2 separate regions of the Mus musculus genome follow, and region 1 is linked to region 2. Evidence: chromatin loops called from intact Hi-C (ENCODE). Cell type or tissue: gastrocnemius. All regions are shown on one strand. Region 1 overlaps Pbrm1 (polybromo 1). Region 2 overlaps Pbrm1 (polybromo 1).

The links. A loop is a pair of places that touch in the nucleus more often than their neighbours do. Peaks named below come from ENCODE experiments on the same cell type or tissue, not always from the same donor. Only the 100,000 strongest peaks of a DNase experiment are listed, where the experiment ranks them.
Region 1: it touches region 2 in a loop (2.5-fold over the local background); 4 of 42 quality-filtered maps call a loop at or near these places.

The regions. Positions count from the first base shown.
Region 1 is chr14:31,112,602-31,115,101 of GRCm38, reverse strand. It overlaps Pbrm1 (polybromo 1), which reads right to left. Exons shown (of 33, transcript NM_001081251.1): 30 at 1,098-1,253. It also overlaps a transcript of Smim4 not described here. Among named protein-coding and RNA genes, the nearest start is that of Smim4, 15 kb to the left of the region's middle. In gastrocnemius, no CTCF peak of the experiment used is centred here; a DNase peak (open chromatin) is centred at 1,200.
Region 2 is chr14:31,036,098-31,038,597 of GRCm38, reverse strand. The region is part of intron 7 of Pbrm1 (polybromo 1); the gene reads right to left. Among named protein-coding and RNA genes, the nearest start is that of Pbrm1, 18 kb to the right of the region's middle. In gastrocnemius, no CTCF peak of the experiment used is centred here; no DNase peak of the experiment used is centred here.

The sequences.
Region 1 (2,500 bases), 77 kb before region 2:
TTATGGCCGTCCTCTAAGGAACACAGAGTGTGGCTGCACTGCAGGAGTGGAATGCATGCATGTCATCCCTGACTTGGGATGGTGAGGCAGTTGAATGTTGAGTTCCAAGCCAGCCTGCCTGATCCTGTCACAATTTTTAAAAAAGTATGGTGGAGTTAACATTTGTTTTCCCTACACACTATTGGGTTCACTATTATTTGAACCCATGTAGAACTCTATGGGCAATGGGTCCAAGCATAATGAAAGTAAGCCTGCCCTGCTCCACCCACATGAGTTTTCACATGAGTTTGGGCTCTCTTCGATGACATTTCAGTAATGGATTGACTGCTGCTCCAAGTCATTTAAAAGTCCATTTCCCCCTAACTAGATTATAGCCAAAAGTAAGTTCTTTTGCATATGATGAAAATTATGGAAACTTGTGATTTTCCCATCTTTTAACTTTCATTATAAAGTGAAATAATGTAGTAAATTCTGAGTTCCATTTATATATTTTTACATAGAAGAATTTTTGGCTTCTATTGACATACAAATATGTCCATAGCTAACAAGGTCATGTTATGCTTGTTAGGGGACTCAAGACTAATTCAATATAAAGCTCCTTGCCTTCCTACACTGTGTTACAAAGTGAAGGATTGCTCGAGAGCTTCACATATGCAGTTCTGATTACTTCAAAAGGGCTACTGAGGAGGAAGCGTTAGAACAGGGACTCTATAATGAAGACCCTATGAGATAAGAATTTCACTAGGTAAAGAAATGCTCTGGGAGTAAAAAGTACTTTTACATATGACTCTGAACTGGCAATTCTCTGATAAGAGGCTGTGGCCCTTAAGGCTTTTCAAACGTCCTATCTGATAATGGACCATGCCTCCAGCTCCTTGATCTAAGGATCTGGTCTCTGCAGTACATCCTCTGCTGCTGGTGGTAGGTCACCTGATTAACACATAGGACAGTCCCTACTACTGACAGCTCTGGGATTCTGTGTGAGGAAAGCCTGGCCTCATGGGTAGAACGTGCCTCCTGGAAGAACTGGCTGAGACAGGAAAAAGAATTTTTAAAAAAAAATGAGATTAATGAGTGAATGAGGATGAAGTTCTTACCCGGTGGTGGGATGCCTGGGAGGCCAGGCACACCTGGCGGAAGATGGTGAGGTGGAGGCCCCCCAGGGTGAAGTGGCTGCATGCTGCCCATGCTAACAAGGCCATCAACTGGGCCCTGCAAAGGTGGAAGGCCTGGCGGATAGCCACCCATCATGCCTTGAAGGACACAACAAATTTCAGACATGCATCATTAACATGCAACATGAGCTAAGTAATAACAACCCCCTCCATGCACTACCAATGAATAAGCACCCTTAGTACTGCATGATATAACAGCAATTAGTGCAATTATTTTGTTGCAGTAATGAACAAAATAAAGTTACAAATATGAAATCCAACACTTTTGGATGAATTAGTATTTAGTAAATTATTGCTTATAATTATTTTCAATAAGCTAAACATAATGTTTTCATTTAATAAAAGAGTTCTAGTAACAGTTTCCTCAAGGACAGGACTATTGCAAACTGTTCAACCAGTGACCAGTTCTGCCACCTGCAACTCCAAGTGATCAGTACATACCCCATTACGCCACTCTGCCCACAGTCACATCCCTATCGTGGGTGCACATGAAGGGAAATCAGAATGGGGGGAAAATGAGGTGCACAGTCCTGATCACAAGGCATGGTTCTCCAGTTTGGGAGCAAAAAAGTTTCAAGACTTCTTCATATACTCCTCCCTTCTATCTCCACCACTGCTGTTAAGAATGGATTATGTTAAGGTTTGAGCTGGAGAACAACTAACAGCTATCACAACAAATAATATTTCATCTTTAGATTTCAAAATATGTTAAGGAGGAATCTAAATTTTCTCAAGCCAACTAAAGTCCAGATAATTCAGAAACCTACATGCAGCAGGCCCGAAGGAAGAGCAGCTCTGCTACTACAAGAGAAAATGCCCGTTGTCACCTCTGTCTGCAGGCTCACACTGTGTCATGTAACCCTTCAACTGATAGGAGCATTAACGAGGCACAGAATTCCTATGGACAGAGGCTTTTGTCCCTTTGTTTTCCAAGCATACCATCATATAAAATCTGGCTAGGGAAATGTTATGGCAAACAAGTATTTTTGGAAAACGGGTGGTAATAAGAATAATTTCAGTGAGGACTCACCTATCAAAAACATAAAAACAAAATATGACTCGGAATCTGCACAAGTCTGAATAAATAATGTAAAGCCCCCTCTGGAGTACGGTCACTTTTAGGCAGTTTCTCACCTAGGAAGGGCAAAGGCATAGCACCAAAATACTCTTTGAAGAAAGTTCAGTCTTACTTTCTTTGAGGAGGTATTTGAAACATTTGTTTGCACAAGTTTAGTCTTCTAAAGCTATGGCACACAGAGAACCCTAGACTGACTCACCTTGCCTCCCTAGTCACATCTAAACTGGCTACAAAAACTTACAACTAC
Region 2 (2,500 bases):
CCCCAACTTCTTCACATCAAGTCACTGCAGGATTGAACTTGCAGATGCATCATCTCCCACTGAGGCCAGGCAAGGCAGCAGCAGTTAGGGGAATGGGATCCACAGGCAGACAATGGGTTCAGGACAGGCCGTGCTCCAGTTGTTGGAGGACCTGCATGAAGACCAAGCTGCACATCTGATACGTGTGTGTGTGTGTGTGTGTGTGTGTGTGTGTGTGTGTGTGTGTGTGGACTCAGTTCAGCCTGTGCTTGCTCTTTGGTTAGTGGTTCAGCCTCTGGGAGGATCTGAGAGCATCCAGGTTAGTTGATTTTAGCCTCAAACTGTTAAAATTCTTCTGCATCAGCTTCCCACTTGGCTGGAATTCTAGGAACACACCAACTGACACAGTTCTTTAGGTCAGGGTGAACCCAAGCTTTTCATATTTGCAACACAACACTGGCATCTACAAAACTTGTATTTGACAACTACGAGATTCAAATTTGCAAACACATACACACTCCTCCCTCATAATACTGTAAAGGTATTTAAAATTTGTGTTAGAACACAGGTGGAACACATCTGTGAAATTCTTCTAATCTGAGCTCATCCCAAGAAACAGACACACTGGAAAATGCCCTCACAGTCTTCATGATGCCCCTCACATTCATTTCTCTTAGGCTATCCTACAAATTTTGTCTCTTAACTGACTGAAGTTGACCAAAAATCTAAAGTGGTTTTGTTCACTTTTAAAATTTTTATAACATTTTAAAATTAAAATATTGTTACATCATTTGCCCCCTTCCCTTTCTTCCTTCTAACCATTTCCATGAATCCCCACCCTCCTTTGCTCTCTTAAATTTATGGCCCCTATTTCCAAATTATTACGTGTGTGAGTATGTCAGTGTGTGAGTGTATGTGTGTATTCTTAAATATAGAAATGCAACCTGCTCAGCCCACATGCTATGTGTGCATATGAGGACTTGGTACTGGGTAACCAATTTGGGGTTCTTCCCTGGGAAAGACTATTTCTCCTACTCTCCAAATTTCTCAGTTGCCTTAGTTCTCTGACTATGGTTGAAGACCTATGGGATTTTCCCCTCCACATTAGCATGTTCACTGATGATGTCCTTGCTTCCCTGACATTTCTATAAGACACAATCTCATAGTAAACTTGTGTTCTTCTTGCTCTTACCGTCTTTCCACCATCTCTTCAACTATGATGCCTACGTAATTTTTGTTCTTGTAGACAGAATGAAAATAAAGTTAAGATCTAAATCAACAGTGTCTGAGTTCATGAATTGCCAGAGGTCACCATGAGTTGTCTCCCTCTATCACTTTCATCTCACTTTATGAGACAGGGTCTCACATTAAACCTGAAACTCGCCAATTTGTCTAGACTGGGTAAACAGCAAGCCCTAAAATCCTCTTACCTTTGTTAGCTCAGTGCTGGGATTATAGGAGCACAACCATATACAGTTTTTTTTAAGGGTGCTGAAAGCCTACCTCAGGTCCTCAAATCTGTATGTCAAATACTTTACTGAGTCACCTTCCCAGTACCAAAAGCTGAGGTACACATACAGGCAAAACATGCATACACATACAAAAGCCTTAAACATTTTTAATAGAAGTTATCACTGTGGAGTAAGTGCTGAAATAGAGTTCTTCTTAAAATATACTGTTAAAAAGAACTAAAAGGAGTGTTAGGGTCACAGACATCTTTGCAGTGTAAGAAGCTATAATGAAATCATACTTGTATCCCTATTAATCTTCTCTTATATTTGAAGCCACATGAGGCCCTGATACCTTAAAAGGGTCTCACTTATCCAGCAAATCTCTTCTGTCTTAGGATGGAAAACTCAATTTGTCCTTTTCCATCACCAGGACAAAAGGAAACTAAAAGGAGGAAGAATTTATGTGTCTTCTTCTCACCCTATCTCTTGAACAGAGACATATACAATTAATAATCTTTTTTTAAAAGTCAACCTTTGGGGATTGGGCAGATGGCTCAGCAGTTAAGAGCACCTGAGAAACGAGAATCCAATCTCTAACTTCCTCTCGCACAAGGTACTCATATGGTGTGCATGTATATATATATATATATATATACATGTGTGTGTGTGTGTATGCATATGTATATACATACATACATACACACATACACACACACAGAGGCAAACACTTATACCCATATTTTAAAAAGCCACCTCTAATCAAGTAAAATAACAGACTATGTCCTTTGTGCTTTCTGCTGAGGCCATGAAGAGTATCACTTGGCTACCTCTGACACTGTCCCTTTTTTTTTGTTTGTTTTGGTTTGTTTTGGTTTGGTTTATTTGAGACAGGGTTTCTCTGTGTAGCCCTGGCTGTCCTGGAACTCACTCTGTAGAACAGGCTGGCCTTGAACTCAGAAATCCACCTGCCTCAAGTGCTGGGATTAAAGGCATGCGCCACCACTACCCAGCAACACTGTCCCTTTAATCTTACTTACAACTAATAAATAACTCTTCAAGCATTTAAAATT